Linked DNA regions of Homo sapiens: all the other regions are linked to region 1. Evidence: chromatin contacts called from ENCODE Hi-C or POLR2A ChIA-PET data. All regions are on one chromosome and are shown on one strand. Each heading gives the region's core, a stretch centred on a gene start or an enhancer-like site at or near the end of the contact. The rest is flanking DNA. Distances are from core to core; before and after follow the strand shown. Region 1 overlaps L3MBTL3 (L3MBTL histone methyl-lysine binding protein 3). Region 2 holds the start of TMEM200A (transmembrane protein 200A). Region 3 overlaps TMEM200A (transmembrane protein 200A). Region 4 has its middle 38 kb from the start of SAMD3.

Region 1 (2,797 bases), core at 24-2,523:
TAAAGAAGAGCCAAAGAAATTGAGGGATTTAGCTTCTTCATGGATTGGAAGACTCAATATTGTAAAGAAGTCATTTCTTAACCAAATTTATCTATTGGAAATTTGTCTAGTAGAAATAAGCCCTTTACAAAAGAGCCTCTCTATGTGGACAATAAACATAGGGAAAGATTATCATTAATCATGGAATGCATTTGTAACCATAATGTGATACCACTATACACCCACTAAACGGTTAAAAAGAAAAAGATAGACAATACCAAGCATTGGTGTGGAGGTGAAGCAATTGGAACTGTCATATGCTGTTGGTAGGTATTCTGCAGTTGTTTTGGAAAGCTGACAGGATTTACCAAAGCTTAATGTACACACATGCTGCGACCTCAGAGTTTCACTCTTTGGTATATGTGCAATGGAAACACATACGTACATTCAAGAAATTGTTACCAGGAAAGGGTCGCAGTCCAGACCCCAGGAGAGGATTCTTGGGTCTCGCGCAAGAAAGAATTTGGGGCAAGTCCAGAGAGTGAAGTGAGGATGCAAAAGTGTATTAGGAAAGGAAAGGAATAAAGAATGACTACTCCAAATGGTTGCCCATTTTTGTGGTTATTTCTTGATGATATGCTAAACAGGGGGTGGATTATTTGTGCCTCCCCTTTTTAGACTGTATAGGGTAACTTCCTGATGTTGACATGACAATTGTAAACTGTCCTGGCGCTGGTGAGAGTGTAGCAGTGAGGACGACCAGAGGTCACTTGGTTTTGGTGGGTTTTGTCTGGCTTCTTTACTGCAGTCTGTTTTATCAGCAAGGTCTTTATGACCTGTATCTTGTCCACATCTCCTAGCTCATCCTGTGACTTAGAATGCCTTAACCATCTGGGAATGCAGTTGTCTCAGACCCAGTAGGTATCAGCCTCATTTTACCCAGCTCCTGCTCAAGATGGAGTTGCTCTGGTTCAAACGCCTCTGACAAAATAATCTGTACAAGAATGTTTGTAATAGCACTGTTTGTAATAGCACCAAATTAAAAACAACTCAGATGCTCATTGTTCATGATCTCCAAATAAATTATAGAGTATTCACAGCCACAAAAACCATACAAGAAAGAGAAGGTAACTTCTACTACTCACAACAATGTGGATGAATCTCAGAAACATGCTGTTTAGAGAAAGAAGCCAGATACCCAAGTTTCCATTTTAAATACAATTCAAAAAAGGGTAAATGAATCTATGGTGTTAGTAGTCAAGGAAGTGGTCACCCTTGACAGATGAGGTGCGATTGGAAGGGTGTGCTGGCCACGTTTTGTTTTCAGTCAGGGTGTTGGTTACATGGGTGTGTTCACTTTGTGAAAATTCAGTGAACTTTACACTTAGTGATTTCTGTGTCTTTCTGTAGATCTTAGAGATATAAAAGCAAGGCTTTGTGATAGAATTGAGGTGTCCTTGTAACTGAGCTGGTGTGTGAGCAGAGAGGAAATGTATGGGAGGTGCCTTTCTTCTGAGGTGCTTTGAATACAGAGTTTTCAGAAAAGGTTTCTGTTCTAAAGGACCATAAGGAGACGACGATTGACAGCTCTAAGTCAAGCGTCCAGAGGACAAAAATCCTTTGCTAGAGAATGGCCGTTTTAGGAAAGCAGCCATAAAACTAGCTTTGGGTTCAGAAGCTCTAACATAAATAGAATATTCAGTAGGGTTTTTTTTTTTCTTTCAAGAGATGGGACCTTGTCTTGTTGCCCAGGCTACAGTAAGAATATTTAGTAGTTTTAATTTTGATCTGAACAAGTAAAAAATTACAAAAACATTTGCATTTCTGCTGTTTTATTTTTATTGCAATAATTTCATATCCCTGTCAAAAAATTGAATTGGCTATTTAAAAAATCAGTATGATTAGTAAATAAGAAGTTAAAAAACCAAACCAAGCCCTGAGACAAAAGGAGAGAGAAAGTATGCCAACTGTGAATACATGGTAAGCACAGGTGTTAGACGTGAGATGCAACTTGGCTGTTACCTTTACAACATCCAAAGCAGAAAGGGGAGCAAATAAACAACTTCCTAGAATAAGACTAACTTTCCTTCCCATTAAAACTTTGAGGCACGTTTCTTATCTGAAGCATTAAAGAGACAACGTTGAACAACATAATGAAGCATGTCTTTAGTAATGAGTGCTGTAGCAAATGATATCAGTTGAATTTACAGGTTGTTTTTTATAGTGACCTTCAGTAAAGACAAAGAAGAGCCTATTCAATAGTATAATGCTGAAAGGAACCAATGCTTTAACCACTCCCACCTCCAGTCTCGTTATCTGGGAGATGCACGGCATTTGGGGCTTTCTTGCTGCTTTCAGAGAGTGATTTCCCATTTGTTTTCATTGACCAGGTGCCCGGGAAGAACCCACCGTCCAGCAGGCACAGCGTCGGTCAGCTGTCTTTCTGTCCTTTAAGTCCCCAATTCCATGTCTGCCCTTGCGCTGGGAGCAGCAAAGCAAACTTCTTCCAACTGTCGCAGGAATCCCTGCCAGTAAAGTTTCCAAATGGAGCACAGACGAGGTATATTTTATTTTCTTTGCTGCCCGACACCAGATACAGGATTACTGGCTTAAGAGGTGTGGAACATTGAGCGTAGGTAGCGTTTAGTCTTTTTTTTTCTGAAAGAGAAGAAATTATTGTGAGAGAAATAACTAATGCATATGGGTTAAATGTTTTGAACCTGTAGCATTTAGATTCTGACTGTGTTTTTTAACTGGGAATTTTGATATTGCTTTTGACAGGTGTCAGAATTTATACAGAGCTTACCTGGGTGTGAAG
Region 2 (2,944 bases), core at 292-2,791, 230 kb after region 1:
TTCAGGGTGTTTCTTTATAAAATGTAGAGGTAACTAGGAAGAGGGCCCAATGGAAGCACACTCCTTTGATATGGTGCTTGACAAACACATTTAAGAAAACCTAAGAGAATTGAGCAGGTGGCTGTGGGCTAGAATACTAGATGCAGGTGGGGTAAAAATAAAACCACAGATGGTTTATAAAGGTGACTCATCCTTCCCCCACCGTAACTCCTTTAGTTTTCTTTTCTTTCTTTTTATAAAACATTTTGATTGTGACATCTCCACTAAAAGTGCCCAATCTCTAAATTCTTCTAGTCAAGGCAAGAAGGTTATACCACAGGAAATCCATTTCTACAGTCTCTTCTCATTGCCATATCTGATTTTAAAGACTTTTTTTTCTAATGTGGAAATTTTTGCATGGCTCTCCCCCACCCCCCAAACACGGATTTTATACCCCCCCAGAAGCAAACTTTTCTTGAAAACGAGATAAACAGATCACACGCCGAAATAAACAAATACACTGCACCAGAATATCATACTTGCCTTCTATCACTTAAAACAGATCCAGGGGACACAAGCATAGCACACACCTTGTGCATGCGGCTGGCCTGCACAGGGGGTGGTTGGAATATCCGGTAATTAGTTTTACATGAAACTTTACTTACGGAATTGGCCTGCATATATACAGTCATCACCGTCTTTGCCGAATTAGAGACGACATATTTTACTCTGTGAACAGGCCAGTCTCCACTCACTGGATGTTTGGGGTCAAGGAGGAGTAACCTGAACCTCTCGTTGGCTTTGATGTTTGGAGTCGAACATCCGCACTGCTCATCGAAGACCCCCGTGCTTCAGTTCCCTCTGTCTTCCATTTCCCCCGCCCATGGTTCTCGCCCCCCCAAGCCGTTCTCCGGAACCCCTTGCCGGGCCGGCGGGAAGCGTGGACGGAGCGGGCCTTGGCCGCGTCTTTTCCGGCCAGGTTTGGTTTAGCTCGCGCAGCGCCCGCGCAGCCCGCCAGGGGGACCCCGGCCCGCCGGGCGGCATCTGAGGAGAAAGCGTCCGAGGGGCGTGGAGCCAGGGTCCTGCGGTGCCTGCTCCGGGAATACTGCGAGTCGGCTGGAGCTCCCCAGCCGCTCCGGAGAACTGGGGGAGCCGGGTCCCTGGCTCGGTAACCGGTGGTCCCGCGGTAGCTAGAGGCGGGCCCCACGGGTGGGTGTGTCCGTTTCCGCACGCCAGCCTTCCAGCCCGGGAAGAGCGCCTGCAAGCGGGTACTTTGTTCCCAAAGATGGGTTTTGTCTGCGGGTGATTTGGGCTCTCGAAGTGCAACTTTGTGGCCGGGACGCGGATCGGCCGGCCTGGGCTCCTGCAGAGCAGATCCTGTCTGCGTCCTCCAGGAGGAGTGGGTGGCAGGACTGGGGTTTCCCACAGGTTTTGGGGCGGCGGCGAGATTGGCACGGTCCGGGGTCGCAGGCGCGCAGCCACGCCCCTGGAAGTCCGCCCCGGCCCCCGCCCCCAACCCGCCTCTTCGGGGCTTTATGGCGTGAGGTTTGGGGCTGGGATCCATCTGGAGCCGAGCAGAAAACTTTTCCCCTCCCGTTCCCGGTCCCTTTTGTCTTTCTTGGACGCGGTGGCGGCGCCGCCTGAGCGGCGACTCCCTCTCCCCTGCCCGGCTTGCTGCGCCCGGTGCCCTCCGAGGGCAGGCGCGCCTGGACTCTGCGCCCGGATGGCGGCGGCCCTCTGTGAGCACCGGCAGCGGCGCATCCCCTGCCCCGAGGCCTCCGGTGCCCCCCCGGCGCGGGCATAGGGGCGCCCCCACCCTCCGTCCGCTTGCACCCCTTGCCACCCGCCCCCTCGCCTGACTCATCCGCCCGCGGTGGCCGCCCGAGCCCTGGGATGGGGAGGGAGACCGCGGCTGCCCGCGGCGGCCGAGATTCCCGCTGACGCCCCCGACCCTGCCGCCTTCTTCGTCCGCCTCCAGAGGCGCCCGACGTCCCGACAGCTCCTGGAGTGAGACCAGGACTGAGAACAGGGAGAGGCGACCCGACCCCCAGGGCCCGGTGCTCAGGACAGGTGAGGGGAAGGAAAGGGTGCTGACGGGAGTGGGGAGGTGGGTGGGCGGCCACCGCAGCCGAAACCGGGCACTTCTTCAGCCCTCTGCCCTCCCCTCCCCTCCGCTACAGCCTCCAGAGTTAGGTAAACGCTGTCTCTCCTAAAGTTTGGGAAATAAACCAAGTCCGCCATCAGGTCCAGACTCCCCAGTCCCGGGAGCGCGAGAGAAGCCGTGCGGGGCAGCCTCCAAGAACCCGGAGTACTGGAGCGCCTGGCTGGGTTTCTCCAAGCAACACCCTCCTTTGTCTCGGTTCCTGAGAGTCAGCATTCTCTGTAATGTCCACAGCGTTAATTCATGATTGAGCAAAGTATGGTCAGGGTTTCGTAAAGCAGTATCTGGATGGGGTAGAATCTACACAGGCAAAATGGAGAGGCAAAGCAATTATTTGCAAAATTCAGCACTACTCTTCTCCCTGTAGTCTTGTCTGTAAGAGAAAGGACTGAGGGCTTCTAAGATTTGCTTCATTAATCATTCTTTTGCTATAAATTGTTCCAGCCAACACTTCACATTGTGTAGGCGCAAGCTCTCTGTGTGTATTTACCGCTGTTTGATTTAGAAAAATGTGTGTGTGTTTGTGTGTTTTTTTTAAATAACAATTCATTGTTCAGTACCGGGCATTGGTAATGTCGGAGAGAAAGGCAGATGCAGCACATACAGGTAATTGACTAATTGGAATCAGCCTTAGTCCGGTCCACCTTAGTCTGGTGTATTTAAAAACTAAATATGTTGGACTAAAGTGTCTCTTGCCTTGTCTCTTCTGAATACCTTCAGAAGTAGTTATGGACAACTGCATAGAAAACATTTCAAGAATCGATGATTATTCTTGTTTATAAGAAAGAATATTGAACTCTCGGT
Region 3 (3,028 bases), core at 139-2,638, 250 kb after region 1:
GTTAACCGACCTGTCTGCAGCTTCTCTGATCTGTGGCTTCCTCTTCCGTTCACTCCAGAACACACTGCCATCTGGCTGCCTTGCTGAAGTGGCTCTCCTTCAAAGATAGTTTTAAAGATATATTGTGAACCTTTTATGATCTGGGCTACTTATGATTCAGTTGAGATTTTTTTTGGAAAAAAGAATCCCATTGCCAAGGATAATTTGAAAATCACAGGAGGATTAGAGCATTACTACCTAAGAGCTATGAAACCTTGGGCAAATTACTTCACCTTGCAGAGCTCCAGTTTAGTGTAGGGCAGCATGACCACCTTAGGAGGTTGGTGGGGGGCAGTATGAAAGGCCATGTAAGTGAAGATCTGGCACAGTGTGTGGCACAAAGTGGACACTGCCCAGTGTTGTTCCCTTCCCTTTCGGCTCGCACTTGCCTCTCTCCATTCCGTCTCACCTGGTTACACTTGCCCTGTGCACATGCATGCTCTACATGAAACAGCTGTTAGCTCTGCCTGGATGGGAAATCCTTGCTGGGGAGGCATTTTTCATTCTTCTAGACCCACCTTGAATTAGTGCATCTCTTTCGTGGAGTCTTCTCTGGCCTTTCTCAGGAGAGTTGGTTGCACCTTCCAGCACCTTCAGGGTGCTTTGCTCATGCCAGCAGATAAGCTTGTATGAAATGATAGTGACTGGTCTATCTTCTGTCTCTATCCTAAACCCAGGGCTATAAGTAGTAGAAGTGGACTTAATCTCCTCAGGACAACAAAGAGAGTTGAGTGGAGAGTGGAACATGAAAGATTTTTTTTTCCTTTAGTGATTTTACCACTGGCAATGTTACCAAAAATTAGAGCCCATTTCAGCTCTGTTGATGGAGAATTGAGTGCTTGATTTTTGGAGACTAGTGGATGGATTCAGGGTAATGACTGAGCCCCACTAAAAGTATCCCCCTTCCTCTGGCCTTCAAGAACTTCTTCCATCTTCTTGGGGAAGGGGCGAGCTAGTGGCATGAAGCAGGAACATTTGTGTTATTTGTGAAGTCACTTGTCTGTGGCCTGGTTCCTCGAGGCACCTGCTTTGCCTCCCTAGTGACTCTAGATCAGGAAGCAAACCATCTCACCCAAGGGGCTGTGTGAGTTCCTTGAGGCCAGGCATGATGTTACACTGTGTTTGTGACTCCTCCTCATGGCCTACATCTATTTGCTCAGGCATTATTAAATTTGTCACATTCAATTGAATTAGGACGGCACTCCATGGGATTCATTAGTTGTCCGTAGCATCGGGCAAGACAGTTCCACTCAACTGAGGAACACGTCATATCAAACCAAGGGCATTAACTAGCTCAGAAAAAGAGCCACCCTAGCCTTGGAATTTTTCTCTTCCCAATTGCTAGGAAGTCAGCAATGCCATCCTGAAAAGAATGAGACACTGTGAGGTGAGCAGCAAGTTCCAACATGCTGGCATTCCACAACAGCCAGATGGGAAGTATTTATGACAGGGGATAATCTGCTCCCATTCTTGGCCTTATTCACTTTGATGTTTTGAAACGTTCATGATGCCGTCTTAATAAAGTTGAAGTTTGAAAACTTGAATGTCTGGCGATGGCAAATAATCTGGTTCCCATAGCCATCTTCACTCAGCTGTGTATCCAGACATAGCTTTCTGGATCTCTGAAAATACTGATCAATAAATTATGAGCTGTTGTGATTTAAAACGCTAGTAAGTATTTTTAGTTTCCTTTTAATTTTTAGTGTTTTAACAAATCACAGGTGGTTGGCATCAAGGTAAAAATGAATATGAAGACATGGTGAATACTGCCTTCATTATGAGTATAAAAGATTATTTTTTCCTTTTTAAAATGTTTTGAATAATTCTGACAAGTATTAAAACTTTGGAGGCCATGGGACCCATAGAACCTCGTAGGAATAATTTATTCAAATTATATGAGAAAAGAAGAGGCAGGGAGCGGTGGTTCATGCCTGTAATCCCAGCACTTTGGGAGGCTGAGACGGGGGGGATCCCTTGAGGTCAGAAGTTTGAGACCAGCCTGGCCAACATGGTGAAACCCCATCTTTACTAAAAATACAAAAAATTAGCCAGGTGTGGTGGTGCACACCTGTGGTCCCAACTACTTGGGTGGCTGAGGCACGAGAATCGCCTGAACCCAGGAAATGGAGGTTGCAGTAAGCTGAGATGCCAACACTGCACTCCAGCCTGAGTGACAAAGTGAGACTCTGTCTAAAAAAGAAAAGAGAGAAAAGAAGAAATCACTTGTTAAGTACTTTCTCAACGTTGTCAGTTGTTGTTAGTCTTTTATAAGAAATAAGCTTACCGTTTGTGAATGCTTTTTGGTAGTTTATTATAAGCATTTATCATGTTACTGAAATTTTTGTAAGCATGCCTTTGTAAAGGCTGTATAATGTTCTGTTACCTGTGTTTTTATTTTTGTTTTATTTATTTATTTAAAGGTTTGCCCAGGCCAGAAAGCGGTAGCATGATCATAGCTCACTGTACCCTCAAATACTTGTGCTCAAGTAATCCTCCTGTCTCAGCCTCCCGAGTAGGTGAGACTGCAAGTGTATGCCATCACACCCAGTGAATTTTTTAATGTTTTGTAGAGATGGGGTCTTGCTATGTTGCCAAGGCTGGTCTTGAACTCCTGACCTCAAGGGATCCTCCTACCTTGGCCTTCCAAAGTGCTGCAATTATAGGTGTGATCCATCCTGCCTGGCCAGAAAATTATTGTTTTAATTAATAAAAAAGGAAATGTTAATTCTTGTGACACTTCAAACTTTCCTTTGTAGTTTCCTTGATTCAGAAAGGAATAGCATGTTTCTGATATGTATCATTAGATATTTTGTATTTTCTATCAAGCTTAACCTTTGAAGTGATGATCAAATCACATTACAATGAACTGGTCAATGGGTAGGTAACTCTCCTATAAAATTTTCTGACAGAATTTCTTTTCATTTTCTTTAGAAGTTTGAGGATGTTAGACAGTTTGGGATTGTTTTTGCTTTTCTTCTAATACACAAAA
Region 4 (2,819 bases), core at 244-2,743, 130 kb after region 1:
TCATGAGTGATCAGCCTCCATGATCCAAACATCTCCCATTAGGCCCCATCTTCAACATTGGGAATAAAATTTCAGCATGAGATTTGGAAGGGACAAACATTCAAACCATAGAAACACATAAATGATCAAAAGATACAGTGAATAGAAACAGGCCCTTTACCATTGTCTCAGTACCCGATTTAGAGGAAAAGGCCTGCCAGGTCAGAGGAGCACAAAACCTGGACTCAATGTATTTTTTTTAACAAAACTTTTTATTTTGAGATAACTGTGCACTCATGTGCAAAGTTATAGGAAGTAACACAGAGAGAGCCTGCCTATCCTTTACCCAGATTCCTCTAGTGATAACATCTCACAAAACTTTAGTACAATGCTAAAAACAAGATATTGACATTAACTTAATCCACTGAAATTGTTCAATTTTTTTTTGTTTTACTTGTGCTCATTTGTGTGCTGCATTTAGTTCTCTGCAATTTTATCACGTGTTTCAGGTATCTACCACAGTCAAGATAAGAATAAGTACATCATCACAAGGATTCTTCAGTTTTTTGGCCATTTTCTAATTAGTCTTTTGAACTATTGAGTTCTTAGAGTCCTTTCTATATCATAGATACAGTCACATACTGCATAATAATGTTTTGTTCAACAATGGACTACATATAGTGAGAGAATAGAGACAGACCCTCTCATATTGTTTTATACTCAGAAAAGGAAAGAGAAGTGAAACTAAAGGCAGGTAGCCCGGTGCCTAGGAACCAGACCCAAAACCAAGGAACCAGACCTGAAACCAGGCCTGGGCCTGCCTGACCTAAGCCTGGTGGTTAAAATTCAACCCCAGACCTAGCAACTGATGTTATCTATAGATTCCAGACATTGTATAGAAAGACATTGTGAAACTTCCTGGTCTGTTCTGTTTCACTCTGACCACCAGTGCATGCAGCCCCTGTCACGTACCTCTTGCTTGCTCAGTTGATCACGACCCTCTCTCACGGACCCCCATAGAGTTGTGAGCCCTTAAAAGGGACAAGAATTGCTCACTTGGGGAGCTTGGCTCTTGAGACAGGAGTCTTGCCAATGCTCCCGGCTGAATAAACCCCTTCCTTCTTTAACTCAGTGTCTGAGGAGTTTTGTCTGCAGCTGGCCCTGCTACATTTCTTGGTTCCCTGACCGGGAAGCAAGGTGATTGGCGAATGGTCGAGGCAGCTCCTTAGGTGACTTAAGCCTGCCCTGTGGAACATCCCTGCAGGGGACTCCAACCAGCCCAAGCCATGCGGATCCTGAGAGCACTCCCGGGTAGGCATTTGCCCAGTGAGACGCCTCACCAGAGCAGTGTGTGGCAGCCCCCTGTGGAGGATCAACGCAGTGGCTGAACACCGGGAAGGAACTGGTACTTGGAGTCTGGACATCTGAAACTTGGTAAGACTAGTCTTTGGAACTTGCCTACTCTGTTTGAGTGGAAGTGTGGTCTGATGACCCACGGTGTACCTTTATCGGCACTTTGGTTTGGTTTTGGTTTTGGTTTTGACTCGGTTTGAATTGCTTGACAGGACTGGTCTTGGGAACTTGCCCACTCCATTTGAGTGGAAGTGTGGCCTGATCACCCACAGCATGCCTTTATTGGCACTTTGGTTTTGGTTTTGGTTTTGACTTGGTTTGAATTGCTTGACAGGACCGGTGTTGGGAACTTGCCTACTCCATTTGAGTGGAAGCGTGGCCTGATCACCCACGGCGTGCCTTTATCAGCACTTTGGTTTTGGTTTTGGTTTTGACTTGGTTTGAATTGCTTGACAGGACCGGTCTTGGGAACTTGCCTACTCCATTTGAGTGGAAGCGTGGCCTGATCACCCACGGCGTGCCTTTATCGGCACTTTGGTTTTGGTTTTGACTTGGTTTGAATTGCTTGACAGGACCGGTCTTGGGAACTTGCCTACTCCATTTGAGTGGAAGCATGGCCTGATCACCCACGGTGTGCCTGTACCAGCACTTTGGTTTTTGTTTTTGACTTGACTTGGATTGCTTGATACTTTGGTTTTGATTTCTGGATACTCTGATTTTGGTTTTGATTTTGATTTGGTGTAAACTGCAAAAGTGTGTGTGTGCCCTTTTTACCCATTCTTTGTTTTGTGGTGTGTGTGTGGTGTGAGCGTGGTGTTTTGTCTCGAAGAAGCATGGGTCAGGCACAAATAAGCTCACCCTACTAGGAACTATGTTGAAAAATTTCAAAAAGGATTTAAAGGAGACTATGTAGTACTATGACACCAGGAAAACTTAAAACTTTGTGTAAAATAGACCAGCCAGCATTAGAGGTGGGTTGGCCATCAGAAGGAAGCCTGGACAGGTCCCTTGTTTCAAAGGTATGGCACAAGGTAACCTGTAAATCCCGGGCATCCAGACCAGTTCCCATACATAGACACTTGGTTACAGCTGGTTTTAGATCTCTCCACAGTGGTTCAAAGAACTGCATTATAAGCCAGGCAGAGAGAGACAGAGAGAGAGACAGAGAGGAGAAAGAGAGAGGCAGAGAAAGAGAGGAAGAGACAGAGCCAAAAGGAAAGTCAAAGAGAGAAAGACAAAGTCAAAGAGAGATATATACAAGTAGTTAAGAAAAAAAAAATGGTGTACCCTATTCCTTTAAAAGCCAAGGTAAATTTAAAACCTGTAATTGATAATTGAAGGTATTCTTCGTAAGCCTATAACACTCCAATACCACTTTGTTGTCAGTGTAAACAAGGGCATATCTCGAAAGCACTGAGGCCTTCCTATCAAAAATCCTTGACCCAGTAACCTGTGGATGGCCCAAATGCATTCAATTTGTAGTGGCA

What was found. A loop is a pair of places that touch in the nucleus more often than their neighbours do. ChIA-PET counts read pairs that join two places held with the same protein, here RNA polymerase II (POLR2A). Pooled maps may share reads with other maps.
Region 2: a loop to region 1 is called in a map of naive thymus-derived CD4-positive, alpha-beta T cell, with 2.5 times the contacts of the local background. The contact joins the promoter of TMEM200A here to the enhancer-like site in region 1. A Hi-C loop is called at or near these places in 1 of 168 maps with a recorded cell type or tissue (naive thymus-derived CD4-positive, alpha-beta T cell) and 6 of 50 pooled maps.
Region 3: a loop to region 1 is called in a map of naive thymus-derived CD4-positive, alpha-beta T cell, with 4 times the contacts of the local background. The contact joins two enhancer-like sites. A Hi-C loop is called at or near these places in 2 of 168 maps with a recorded cell type or tissue (CD4-positive, alpha-beta memory T cell and naive thymus-derived CD4-positive, alpha-beta T cell) and 5 of 50 pooled maps.
Region 4: a loop to region 1 is called in a map of CD4-positive, alpha-beta memory T cell, with 2.9 times the contacts of the local background. The contact joins two enhancer-like sites. A Hi-C loop is called at or near these places in 2 of 168 maps with a recorded cell type or tissue (CD4-positive, alpha-beta memory T cell and GM12878), 11 of 37 single-sample maps with no recorded cell type and 11 of 50 pooled maps. POLR2A ChIA-PET finds 5 or more read pairs at or near these places in 1 of 52 experiments (T-cell).

Annotation. Positions count from the first base shown.
Region 1 is chr6:130,131,083-130,133,879 of GRCh38, forward strand. L3MBTL3 (L3MBTL histone methyl-lysine binding protein 3) reads left to right here. Exons shown (of 23, transcript NM_032438.4): 21 at 2,370-2,539; 22 at 2,761-2,797. Among named protein-coding and RNA genes, the nearest start is that of SAMD3, 90 kb to the right of the region's middle. Within about 2 kb of position 1,274, at least 5 of the 41 ENCODE cell types and tissues checked have a DNase peak (open chromatin) inside an H3K27ac peak, as active enhancers do.
Region 2 is chr6:130,364,476-130,367,419 of GRCh38, forward strand. It overlaps TMEM200A (transmembrane protein 200A), which reads left to right and starts at 1,542. Exons shown (of 3, transcript NM_001258277.2): 1 at 1,542-2,049. It also overlaps a transcript of SAMD3 not described here. RefSeq lists a silencer at 976-1,075.
Region 3 is chr6:130,381,888-130,384,915 of GRCh38, forward strand. All of the region lies in intron 1 of TMEM200A (transmembrane protein 200A), which reads left to right. Among named protein-coding and RNA genes, the nearest start is that of TMEM200A, 17 kb to the left of the region's middle. Within about 2 kb of position 1,389, at least 2 of the 41 ENCODE cell types and tissues checked have a DNase peak (open chromatin) inside an H3K27ac peak, as active enhancers do.
Region 4 is chr6:130,259,463-130,262,281 of GRCh38, forward strand. It overlaps a transcript of SAMD3 not described here. Among named protein-coding and RNA genes, the nearest start is that of SAMD3, 38 kb to the left of the region's middle. RefSeq lists enhancers at 901-1,040, 1,261-1,380. Within about 2 kb of position 1,494, at least 5 of the 41 ENCODE cell types and tissues checked have a DNase peak (open chromatin) inside an H3K27ac peak, as active enhancers do.